Regions from separate parts of the Homo sapiens genome. Here region 2 is linked to region 1. A link is an interaction called in ENCODE POLR2A ChIA-PET data of the cell type or tissue named here. Cell type or tissue: MCF 10A. All regions are shown on one strand. Links, peaks and the distances in the headings refer to the core of each region. The heading gives the core; the rest is flanking DNA.

What was found. ChIA-PET counts read pairs that join two places held together with the same protein. Peaks named below come from ENCODE experiments on the same cell type or tissue, not always from the same donor. Only the 100,000 strongest peaks of a DNase experiment are listed, where the experiment ranks them.
Region 2: POLR2A ChIA-PET joins it to region 1 with 5 read pairs; 2 of 35 experiments call an interaction of 5 or more read pairs at or near these places.

Annotation. Positions count from the first base shown.
Region 1 is chr2:121,940,585-121,949,097 of GRCh38, reverse strand. LOC105373592 (a long non-coding RNA gene) reads right to left here. Exons shown (of 7, transcript XR_001739684.2): 2 at 4,651-4,764. Among named protein-coding and RNA genes, the nearest start is that of LINC01823, 150 kb to the right of the region's middle. In MCF 10A, for the core only: no CTCF peak of the experiment used is centred there; a DNase peak (open chromatin) is centred at 4,797.
Region 2 is chr2:122,528,795-122,533,794 of GRCh38, reverse strand. No RefSeq gene overlaps it. Among named protein-coding and RNA genes, the nearest start is that of LINC01826, 540 kb to the left of the region's middle. In MCF 10A, for the core only: a CTCF peak has its summit at 1,798; no DNase peak of the experiment used is centred there.

The DNA.
Region 1 (8,513 bases), core at 1,909-6,908:
ACCCAGGAGGCTGAGGTTGCAGTGAGCCAAGATCGCGCCACTGCACTCCAGCCTGGATGACAGATTGAGGCTCCATCTCAAAAAACATAAAAAAAAAAAAAAACAGTAACAACAAAAAACTTCAGCAAGGGGTGGTGAGCCCAGTACCAGCTCACTGTATGAGAACCTCTGATCTCCACAGAGAAGAGAATCAACTTCTGCATGTCAAGGCCTTTACTTAGGAATCAAGCCACTCCCTATACAAAGCATCAGATCTAGGCATCAGTCTATGGTTGGTCAACCAGGCAGATGCCAGGGCTCAAGAGACTTCGGTAGCAGTCGACATTTGCTTACCTATATGTACGCAGTCACTGTGCATTGTGTGCATTGTGGGCACTATTTCGTTTGATCCTCACAAAAACCTAGGATACAGGAATTATGCTTATCTTACATATGAGAAAATACCTTTTCACCTATTCTTTGCCATGAGGAAATGTCTTGCCATGATCACCCAGCTATTAAGTGACAGTCAGAACAAAACCTCCATTCTGCCAGATTGCAAAGGCCAGCTGTTGACCACCATGTTTATTTTTAAGCTAGGATTCAGGGAGTGTTATTCCACAGGAAATGCTTAAGAGTGGGGAGAGAGGATTTAAATGTGTAAAAGAAAGTGGCTGTGAGCGAACACTGAGAGACACAGGTGGATTTGGCATGTTGCTGGTTGAAATTCTGAACCCTTCTCCCAAGCAGTCAAGTCCAAAATCCAAATTGCTGGCACCTTCTTTGACTGAAAACGTTCACTCTCTCTAGAAGCAGAAGGAATTCATCGTGGAATGTCACTTCAAAAGCATTGTTTCCTTCCACTCAAGAAAGTGTTAAGAACACTCACTAGGGAAAGTATCTCTCTGAGATAACCCAGCTGACTGTGAAAATTAAGGTATCTTCAAACTTTTACCATTCCATAGTCATCATTGAGAAGTAGAGAAATGTTTGTTGGCAAAAATCTGTGGGCCAAGGATTTCTTGATACACTTTTACTGCCTCCTTGGCTGGGGCTGGAGCACTGCACACCAAGTGTGTCACCTTGTAGGATCTGTAAATCCTCTGAGAAATAAATTCAGGGTGGCCACACACATCTTGTGAACTTGACTTCATGCCAGCAGAAAAAGAGAACTAATCAACCATGCAGCTAGGTGTGGAGCCAGAGAGAACTAGTGACGGAATCCTGGTCCCCAGAGGGTCATAAACCCCCAAGGCCGCTCAGACACAGATGTCCAAATGCACATCTAGACGTGCACTGTCTGACATGATCGCTGCTCGCCACATGTGTCCCTTGAGTGCTCACAGGTAGCTGGTTGGCATCGAGATGTACTCTAAGTGTAAAATACACCCCAGATTTCTAACGTGAAGTATGAAAAATGAAATACCTCATTAATAATTTTCTAGTCATTACTTGATGGGTTAAATAAAATATATTATTAGAATTAACTTTACCTGTTTCTTTTTATTTTCTTAATGTAGCTACTAAAGAAAAAAAAATTGAAACAGATTGTCACCCAGGCTGGAGTGCAGTGATGCAATCTCAGCTCACTGCAAACTCCACCTCCCAGGCTCAAGGGATCCTCTCACCTCAGCCTCCTGAGTACCTGTTACTATAGGCGTGTGCCACCATGCCCAGCTGATTTTTGTATTTTTTATAGAGACGGGGTCTCACCATCTTGCCCAGGCTGGTCACAATCTCCTGGGCTCAAGCAATCAGCCTACGTTGGCCTGCCAAAGTGCTAGGACTACAGGCAAGGCCACCGCACCTGGCCAGAAAATTTAAAATTATATATGCAGTTCACATTCTATCTCTACTGGACAGTCCTGCTGTAAACAGTCAGGCCACTGAAGGAATCTCAGCAAATCCGTTTGTGCTTCCCATCTCTTTTCCAAATACCTCTGACTGGTAGAGCAGGCAAAGCCCTCAGTCCTGCCCCATCCCCCTTTCTAACCCTCGTCTTTCCTAACACAGAGGATGCAGAGGTTGGGAACTTCCCTGGCATGCACTTTAACCAGGCTGACAACCTACCAAAGGTTTGGCAACACATTTTGAGGCAGAAACTCAGGAGTCAGACTCCTGTTTGAACCCTGGATTTCTAACTAGTAACACGTGTGATTTGGAAGTTATATCTGTGTTTCCAAAATTCTTCTATGGTGGAGAAGTGCAAATCAAAGCCATAATGAGATATCACCTCACCCCTGTTAGAAGAGAAAAGGGAATTCTTACACATTGTTGATGGGAATGTAAATTAGTACAGCCATTATGGAGAACACTATGGAGGTGCCTCAAATATTAAAAATAGGGCTAGGCGCGGTGGCTCACACCTGTAATCCCAGCACTTTGGAAGGCCGAGGTGGGCAGATCACCTGAGGTCAGGAGTTCGAGACCAGCCTGGCAAACATGGTGAAATGCCATCTCTACTAAAAATGCAAAAATTAGAAGGGTGTGGTGGCAGGTGCCAGCTACTCAGGAGGCTGAGGCACAAGAATTGCTCGAACCTGGGAGGCGGAGGCTGCAGTGAGCCAGCCTAGGTCACACCATTGCACTCCAGCCTGGGCGATAACAGCGAGACTTCATCTCAAAAAAAAAAAAAAAAAAAAAAAATTGGAACTAGAACTACCATATGATAGAGATATCAGCACTCCCATGTTTATTGTAGCACTGTTCACAGTAGACAAGATTTAGAAGCAACCTAAGTGCCCATCTACAGAAGAATGTGGTACATATATACAATGGAATATTATCCATCCATAAAAAAGAATGAAATCTTGTCATTTGAGACAATATGGATCGAATCTAGAGGACATGATGTTAAACAAGCCAGGCACAGAAGGACAATTACGCCATGATCTCACTCATATGTGGAATCTGTAAAAGTGGATCTCATAGAAACAGAAAGTAGAAGAGTGGTTGCGAGAGGCTGGGGAAGGGAAGATGGAGTGAAGGGAGAAGTTGCCCAACCAGTACAAAGTTAAATAGGAGAAAAGAGCTCTGGTGTTCTACCACAGTAAGGTGACTGTAGTTAACAATAATATATCGCGCATATCAAAATAGCTAGAAGAGAACATTTTTAATGTTCTCACCACAAAGAAATGACAAGTCTTTTGAGGTGATGGATACACTAGATACCCTGATTTGATCCTTGTACAACATAGACATGCATCAAAACATTACACTGTATCCTATAAATATGTACAAATTATTATGTGTCAATTTAAAACAAAGTAAAAAAGCTTGGCTTCTAGCAAGGCTGCCCTTAACAGGTTCATTTGCAGGGCTCAAGGCAAAAGTACAGCTGGGAGCCCTCATGCCATATTCAGCCTTCAACATATGAATCGGAGTGGGGGGGCACACAATTTGGTCCATCATGCCATGTGTCCAAATATCTAAAAGATATAAATCAAGCTCACAAACTGCCTGATCAAGTACATTCTATCCTCCTCTCTTGACAAATACACCTTTCTCTGCAACAAACTTTCAAAATGTGTAACCTTATGGCTTTTATGTTACTAAAACTAGCAAGATGCCAAAGACAGCTGAGTGCAGTGATTGTGCCTTCCTGGGTATTCTACTGATGAGTAGGTAATGTTTGGATGGGTGATGATAAAAAAATAGTTAATTAATATATTATTACATGTTTATTCCATGAAAGTTTTTATCCCTTACTTCATTTTATTAAAATCATAAATTATGTTAAAAGTTTAACCATAATTTGTGTTCTATTGTCAGTAATGATATTAGAGATTAAAAAACAAAATGGGGCCAGGCGCGGTGGCTCACGCCTGTAATCCCAGCACTTTGGGAGGCTGAGGCAGGCAGATCACGAGGTCAGGAGATTGAGATCACCCTGGCCAACATGGTGAAACCCCATCTCTACTAAAAATACAAAAATTAGCTGGGCGTGGTGGTGCGTGCCTGTAATCCCAGCTACTCGGGAGGCTGAGGCAGGAGAATCACTTGAACCCAGGAGGCAGAGGTTGCGGTGAGCCAATATCACGCCATTGCACTCCAGCCTGGGCAACAAGAGTGAAACCCCATCTCAACCAAAAAAAAAAAAAATTTGAATACAAAATTTAAAAGTTCCTTCAAAGGTGTCAATGAAAAATTAAAATTATTTTTCTTAAATTTTACAAAAAGTTTTTTTTCAAAAATAGTCTAAATTATGCAACAAAGTTAAAGGCAAAGTAAAGTTATAATTATGATCAACTTTTAAAATCAAATGTATTTTGTAAAAGCTCTTTTTAAGTTTTTGAAAGTTTAAATCTTTTAAATTGGTTATCTAAACATAAAACTATTCATGATTCTGGCATTCACTGTCCTCCTAAATGTCAACATGATGAGTGGGTACCATGCTTCATGGTGTTGTGTCTAGACTTACAGACATACAATTTTGCAAAATGTTCCCCAGCCATCAGTGCAATGTTTGTGACTATGGACCTAACTGGTGAGTACTTCCAACTGGAACGTGAAATGAAGTAGGAAAATGAATGTTAGCACTAGTGGATAATGATACTCTGTTTTGCAAGACTCTACAGTCTTCACGTGTTCTGAGAGAGAGAATCTGGCAATTTAATTAGTCTTTCTTCAAGGAAAATTTTGACAACTTAATTAGCTTATCTTTTCTTTTACCTAAATGCTTCTGCAACTTGAATCCTCCTCGTCTCCAAGGCAGTGTTCATCTCTGAAGTCTGCGGTGGCACAGCTACAAACCTTGGCAATCTTCCAACACAGTTGTCTTTTATTCTGAGGAAATAGGAAGAGATGTGAAGAAATGTTTCCCTGGGGCTGGAACAGTATTAGTCACACAGTGGATGTTTAAGGAGACAAGTCACTCTGTGCCCCTGCTAAGTTCCAGGAGGCAGAGGAGTCCATGTGTTCCCAAATCTGTGTTGTGTGTTTCTGATTTGCAAGGAATTTACAAGGCCCTCTCGTATGCGGTAAGCATGGAGCATGGGGTACGGTTACTCTTGCCAGCATCTTAGGGCAGCATCAGGATACAAAGTCAATCAGAACCGAGTTCACTCACTGAATTCCGCCATTCTTTTAGTGTGCAGACTTGCATGAAACAGTAGTTAAGTTACTAAATTCTCCAGGATTCTTAGTTTTCTAATCTGTGCAATGAGGACAATGAAACCTCACCTCATTTAAGATTGTCTTGAGAATGAAATAAGATATTTGTAGAACTTCAAAATATTTTTGAGACATAATTGGTGCTCTATTACTGTTGAATAAGTCAATTACAATAAATGGAGTTAGTAAGTTCTCTAGACACCTGTTTTCTCATTTACAAAATGGGAGAAGTGATATCTATGTGTGATATTGTGATATAATAATAAAAAATTTGATCCTGCCCCTCAATCCTGGCACACAGCTCCTAAAACCCTTGAAATTTCTGTAGTAATAAGAGTGCCTTTTGTATGCTAATAAGATGAATGACATCTGGGGGCCCCTAGAAAGCTTCAGGATGGGGACTGATCACCAAAAAGACCAAACCATGAGTGGAGGATTGGGGCATTCACCCCACTCTCCAACCTCTGAGGAGGAGACAGGGGCTAGAGATTGATCACCAATGGCCAATGATGTCATCAGTCATGCCAGCATAATGAAGCCTCCATAAAAATGGGAAAGGACAGGGTCAGAGGGCTTTCCAGTTGCTGAACTCACAGAGGTTCCTGGAGGGTGCTGTGCCTGGAGAGGGAATGGAAGCTCTGCGCCCCTTCCCTCTTACCTCACCCTACAAATCCTTAGATTTACCTTGCAAATCTAAGGATTTGCTAAAGTGTCTTTAGAATCCAGCTGTTCATCTGTATCCTTTGTAGTATATTTTATGATAAATGAGTAAATGTAAGTAAGTGTTTCCCTGAGTTCTGTGAGCCACTCTAGCAAATTAATCAAACCCAAGGTGGGGGTGCTGGGAACCCTCCATTTACAGTCATTGAGTCAGAAGCACAGATTACAACTCGGGACTTGTGGTTGGCATCTGAAGTGGGGTCAGTCTTGTGGGAATGAGCCTATAACCTGTGGGACATGACGCTGTCTCCAGGTAGATGGCGTCGGAATTAAATTAGAGAATTGGTTATTGGTAGGGAGAAATTCCCACACACATTTTGGTGACCAGAGCTGAGTGCTGTTGTGTGAGGGTAGGAAAAAACACAGTTTGGTTTTACCTTCAGAGTATGTCATTAAGACTATTTTGAGAATTAAATAACATAATTGGCACATAAGAAGGGGTGAATATTAACTGGAAGCAGTGTTTATTGTGACATGGTGATGAGGATGAGGATGAGGATGATGAGAATGACAATGACAACTCCAAGCACAATGCCAAGCACATCCCATTTCATCAGGAAGCTCTTCAAACAGGCATTAAACAAAACCAAAAGCAAATCTCTACACTCGACTATTCAGACCACACTATTGATAAAATAACTATTACTGTTTTTCTCATAATTATTAGTCTGTCATAAAGCTAACATTCACTAATGAAGGACAGTAAGTACAGAGCAGCAAATGTCTAGATTCTCTTCCATGGGAGCATATATAATCCCATTGAGAAGATGGCTCTAATATACAAGAAATAATTTTGTTAACAAGACAGAATATAGCACTATTAAGTCAAATGCTAACTTGTATTGTGCTGGCTGCCTGGAATAAGAATTCCAAAGGAAAAGTGATTGGTGGGGCTGGAGCAGTCAGTGGGTTTGTAACTGAATGACAGAAGAAGACAGATTTTTTTAAAGACGAAGAAGAAGAAGAAGAAGAAGGAGGAGGAGGAAGAGAGAGGCAAGGTGTGGCGGCTCACACCTGTAATCCCAACACTTTGGGAGGCTGAGGTGGGCAGATCACCTGAGGTCAGGGGTTCGAAACCAGTCTGGCCCACGTGGCGAAACCCTGTCTCTACTAAAAATACAAAAATTAGCTACGCCTGGTGGCACATGCCTCTAGTCCCAGCTACTCGGGAGGCTGAGGCACAAGAATCACTTGAACCCAGGAGGCAGAGGTAGCAGTGAGCTGAGATCATGCCACTGCACTCCAGCCTGGGTGACAGAGTGAGACTCCAGCTCAAAAAAAAAAAAATAAAAGAAGAAGAAGGGAAAGAGGCAGAAAGGGAAAAAAGAAGGAAGGAAAAGAAACAGGGAGGGAAAGGAAAAGAGGGAAGAAGGTACCAGAGTTGTATGAATAAAGAGAGTAGAGAAGTTGGAGTACGAGTCTATCTGAATAACAGAAAATAAACTCATATATTAACATCAACATTTCCCTTCTCATTGGTTCTAGCTACTTGTTTTCCCCGAATTTAAGGCTGAGGCCCTGTCCTTTCACTGTTAAATGATGCTGCTATGAGGAAACAGATGGTCCTCGTGTTGCAGAAATCATCACTGCCGCAATCTTGGATCCATATGGGAACTTCAGTTAACACAAACTTTGACATACCCTCTTGTTGTTCTTTCTTTTCTAATTATTACCAAGTTTGTTCACTGTCTGTCACTCCTGGTGTTAGAAATACTATCAGTTAGCATTCTAGTCATTATTCACCATTAATTCCTCCAGCACTCAATCACCACATCTGTTATTAACCATCTGGTCCATCTTTCCACTTCTGCATGTTATTTACATATGGCAGTTACCCAAGTTAACGTGGCCATTTAGACGGCCAGGTTTGCACTCATTTCCAAAACACAGCTACAGGGATAATATTTTGCCAATATTAAATCAAGGCATTTTAACCCCACCTCCTCTTTTTCCACATGCAACCTCCTATTTCCTGGAATGTGGCGTATTGCTCCAGGGCAGAAGACAGCTAGACCATGACCTCTTTAAGAAGACAGTAGGCTAGAAGGTCAGACATTGCAAAAACCAGAAAGGATTTGCTAAGTGTCTTTAGAATCTATGTGATGCATCAAGGACCAGGGCTGGGAGACCAGAGTCTAAGTCCTTTTCTACAAGGGAGAGATGCAACTGAAAAAGGAAGGGAAAGCCCACCCCTCCCAGCCAGGGAATTACGGAAAGAGGAAGCAGAGACGTGCTGATAAGGGCCGCAATGTAAGGGATTGTGTCAGATGAAGGGCACGGACCCCCAAGGCCGGAGGGCCACTCCTACTCACCATGAGGGACTCTTGGAAGCTGCCACCTCAAATGCCCATCCAAGAGTCCCTCTCCTTCCTTCACCCCGGGATACAGATGCCACCTTGGAGAAGAGAGGGGAGGGGAAGAGAGTGGAGATAAAAAGACTGCGCTTGGGCCGGGCACAGTGGCTCACACCTGTAACCCCAGCACTTTGGAAGGCCAAGATGGGTGGATGACCTAAGGTCAGGAGTTCCAGACCAGCCTGACCAGTATGGTGAAACCCCATCTCTACTAAAGAAACAAAAATTAGCTGGGCATGGTGGCATGCACCTGTAGTCCCAGCTACTTGGGAGGCTGAGACAGAAGAATTGCTTGAACCCAGGAGTCGGAGGTTGTAGTGAGCCAAGATCGCACCACTGCACTCCAGC
Region 2 (5,000 bases), core at 1-5,000, 590 kb before region 1:
TTGTGAGTCTCCAGCTCTCCCACTCTGCCTCCAGTGATGCTGAGAAGGATGCTGCTTATTATCTCTGAACACATAGTGCAAACCTCACTTAGGTGTTCTGGGAGGCATCAAATATGACCCAAACACAAACATTGGGCCAGATTCCCAAGGCTCGAAAACAGCTGGCAACTAGGAGGGTCCACACCTTCTCCAACCCAGTCCTCTACCTACAGGGAAACTTCTTTCTTGGGCATCTCTTTCCTGTGGAGGCACACGGATGTCCAGGTTTGCAGAGGCTCTGTGGTGGCCTTTTCCCCATTCATGACTGCCAAATATGCTTCTGTTCCTGCCTTTCAATATTGCAAAGTCGAAATGGGGTCTCAGAAGTGTCTGGGTCTTTGGGGAGGAAAAATACCACTTCAGGTCTTGATGTTGCCTTAGGGTTTCTATCTGAGGCATAGCATCACCAGTCTCCACTTTCTTTGCAATAGCCATCAATTAGACTTCAGTGAACAACAATATATTGAACAACTGCTAGCTTTTACTACGTTAGGTGCTGGGGATATTAGATAGAAATAATTAGATTTGCATCCTTGACACCCGGGAGGCAACAGAGATGTGTAATCAAGTAAAAGATGACACAATATATTAAGTGCAATGAAAGAAGCAAAGGCAGATGCAGGATTTGTAGAGCCAGAAGCTTAACAATTTGGAGTGCACTCTTGAAGAAAAAAGAATACATAATCCCTAAATATAAAATTAGTTGGAATGTTAATGGTAAAATTCCAAACACAATACAAATTACTAAAACACAAAACATTTCATAAACATTATAAAATCCAGAAAAAGAACATAGTATTTTGATTAATTAACAAACTGACATATCTCTATCATACCTTTTTTGTACATTTTTGGCTGCAAATTCTTTGTCCATTTGTATGGCATCAATTTTGTAGCACAATTATCTATAAAGAGAACAGAAAAACAATCCAATGTTGCTTATAGCAAGTCGATCCAAGTTATTTTTTCTTAGTTTTTCATCACATAAAAAAAGTTTATTTTAGCTGCACAAATTGTTATTGGTAATACCACAAACATTTGTGGGATTGCTTTCAAGTCTGGGGAAAAATATATCGAGCTTATTTGTTGTATGAACCATGAGACTTAGAAGAATTTCCCTAGACTAGCTTCCAGCTCCTCACGTATCAAACCTTGTTTCCCCTTGGCTACATACATATTTCTTTTCTGGCACTCAATGAACCCTTCATTTTGTGACATACTTCGGTCTCTGTGTCTTTCTGTCATGCCAGTTGATCTGGTGTGGTGAGTGGCGGGGCCATGTCTAGAAGCTTTTCCTACACTGTCTACTGAAGCGACAGCTAAACAACTACAAATACACCAAACTAATTGTGCTTCTGACTTAACCGTCCTTTCGTTGGATTCTAAAAATATCAATGCCCCTCTTGCACCACTAAATTAGTGGGTAAGAATGTCAGGAGAAGTTGAATAGGAAGAGATGTAAGATTGTGGTTAAAATGCCAATTTATGTTCATTTGAAAAAAGCATTCTTGATCACAGTAATCACTTTCACTAAGTATGTGTATATCAAAAATCACCTTGTACACATTACATACAATTTTTTAAGTTTAAAACAATAAATAAATAAATAAATAAGTAAATAAATAAATAAATAAATAAGCATTCTTTGTTGTATACAGTGCTGGGCTCCTGACTGTTTAGGGCCACTACTTCTCCGCTCCCAGCCGACTGTCCAAGGACAAGGGCGGCATCTAGCAGAGCAGGGGAGGGCGCCCTCCTCAGGCACGTGCGGCAACTGCATTGGCAGCCTGCGGCTGCAGGAGGAGGAAAATGCTGTCAGATGCAGGCTGGGGAGGGGTTAAAGCTCAGACCCAGTTCTAAGAGACCTTGCTGTTCATCTCAGCTCTCTCCTCGTCTTCCCAACCAATTGTTCTGCAGGCAGTAATTTCTTGTTTTGATCTCTTGGGAAGTTTTCAAAGAACACACCCCAGGCTTATGTGTCCAACAAAAAGGAAAACGCACGGTCCCCCGGCTCCCTCCTGCTGTCCCGCTATGTTTCTTTCTCATTTTTGCAGCATTTTCTAATATTGCTCTTTGATTTGTGGCTCCGATCTGGCTTCCCCCTGAGGATTACTGTTGCTTTTGCTAGTTTTCTCAGTTAGAGTTTTAATTCTTACTGTACTGGGAGGAATTTCTCTGAGGATAGTTTCTGCTGCCAGTTTAGAGAATTGGCCTCTTTTTCAGATGCTGTTCTTTCTTAACGTTAACAAGGAGTCCAGGAATCTCATTGTCTCCGTGTTCCTTGCCAGGCAGGCCTACTGGTTGTATTCTTAGACCACTCCCCTCCTGCCCTAGGCACCAGTTCCACTGTGGGCAAATAGCTGTTTCCCATTGGAAATTCTAATTCTAATTCAGTACAATAATGAAAAGAAGACCAGGAAAGTGGAAAAAAAAACCAAAAAGGAATAAAATGATCTTTTTGAAATCAATAAAAAGAAAAAGTCACAGACATAAAGATTCAGCTCATAGAATTCCTCTTTGTTGCTTTCCTGACCTCTCAACCTCAAAATGTTTTCCTCCCTTCTTGCCCCAGGCCTCTCCTGTGTAGCGTTCTCAAATTAGACAGGTGATGCTGTGAGGTATGTTAGAACATTGTCACTTTTTCAGCTAATACCGTCACTAAAATAAGGGCAAGAATTCTCACTTTCAGTTTTAACATATGTGGAAAAAGGAAGTCACTGCATCTGTTTAGATCTGTAGAACAGGACTAAGGCCAGCCAATAAACTAATAGAATATCCTCTGGGTTATCTCTTCTAGTGACAGGCTCCTGGTCACCAGAAGCCATCAAGCAGTGCCTGGATGCCACATTTCAAGAATAGTGTGGAGGAAATTTCTGTGGGTAGAAGTCTGGATTAGATGATAGATTACAGTTCATTTTAATGAAGAAATGTAATTATTTTTAAGTAACTTGCAATCCAATAGAACTATGAATTAAAACTTTAAATGAATTGTTCAAATTTGCTGAATTCCAACATATACATTTTATTCAACAATGAAAATCTCTCTCTTTTTTTTTTTTTTAAGACAGAGTCTCACTCTGTCGCCCAGGCTGGAGTGCAATGGTACGATTTCGGCTCACTGCAACCTCCGCCTCCCAGGCTCAAGCGATTCTCCTGCCTCAGCCTCCCAAGTAGCTGGGATTACAGGCACCCGCCATGCCTGGCTAATTTTTTATATTTTTAGTAGTGACGGGGTTTCGCCATGTTGGCCAGGCTGGTCTCGAACTCCTGACCTCAGGTGATCCACCTACCTCGGCCTCCCAAAGTGCTGAGATTACAGGTGTGAGCCACCACACCCAGCTCTAACTATGAGAATCTTTGATGTTAAAAGCACACACATAGATAAACTAAAACGTCATTTTGGATTGGAATAAAAACTTCATCATTTCTTAAATGATAAAATAAAATAAAAATATTGACAGTCACTAAATTAAATCTGAATTAAACCAATATCCTTCTTATTTTGATCGTTTTCTTGGTTGTAAGAAAATAACATTAAAACCTATGTAACACTGTTGTACTTATTAAATGGGATAAATTACTGACGATGCTGAGCATCTTTTCATGTGTTTGTTGGCCATTTGTGTATCTTCTTAGGAGAAACATCCATCCAAAAGTTTTGCTCATTTTTAAATTAGGTTATTTGTCTTTTTATTATTGAGTTGTATGAGTTTTTATATACTCTGAATATCAAACTCATTAGATATATGATTTGAAAAATTTAGATATGTTCAAATATCAATGTGGGGGGGGTGGTAAGAGAAGTAGTATTTGCCAATATCAAAATATTTCAAATATGACTTGAAAAAAAATGAAGAAAGATATGTGAAGAGTCTGACAAAGAAACAGGCCCAAGGAAAGGGCACAATAAAAATTATTTCCACCCCCCCTTTGCCTTCCTTGATTGTTTTCTTGGGGTATGAGGTCTTTTGGGTGACTTCAGTCAATGAGTAGAATATATCTGTAGCTCAATTTATTCATCTGGTTTACATTGAAATGGTATTTATTCTATATACAGATAATGTTTCTTCAGAGATATGAACTCTTTGGTATAAAAATTATCCTGAAAATGCTAAGTATTCTTTGAAAGAGATGCCTTCTACACTCATCCTACATATATTCAGAATGTGGGAGCATATTTGGCTGGCTTTCACGTAGCTCACATATGTGGAAGTCTGCCGAGATCATGTTGAGGGAGAGAGTTGTTTGGGCAGAAATGAGTGAGTTATAAAACATAAATGGTTGGACAAAGGGGGGAAATAAATCTCTGTACAGACAAGCCTAAAACAACCACAAACGAGTTTAGGCAACATTTTGCACATTACTGCCTTTTAAGTCACGTGGACTTAAAAGTCACTGCACTGACTTGGCTGCCTGGGTGTCCCCTACTGAGGGGAAAGTGGTGGCCTGGGCCCTCCTTCAGCACAGGCTTTGGAGGAGGCCCAGGATGACGGGCATTACAGAAGACAGAGGATGCTGTAGTTGGCACCTCATTCACTCAGCCTAGTTGCCAGGCCACTGCCGCAGCGTGGGGTGGTGGTATGAGGAGTAGTTAGTATGTGCCGGGCACAGTGCTCAGCTCCTCGCCCACATATTTCAGTCATGCTGGCCCCATTTTTGTCCCATTTACAGATGAGCTCCCTGAGTCTGACACCGCAGGAGATTTGCCTGAACACAGCCATAACTAGCAGCACCAGGAATCAAATTCGGGTCACTGTGACTCAAAACTTGTGCTCTATTCTGTTAGACCAAGTTCTCCATTGGAAAATTAAAAGGGTATAGAGGGTACAGTGATCCAGTCCCTAGCATTGAGGGTCCCTAACTGAAATTCTCTCACATTGATTTACTTCTGGTTATCTTTTCCCCACACTGGAACTCACGTTATTTGTGTATATCACAAACTATCCTTCAATTACATTTAA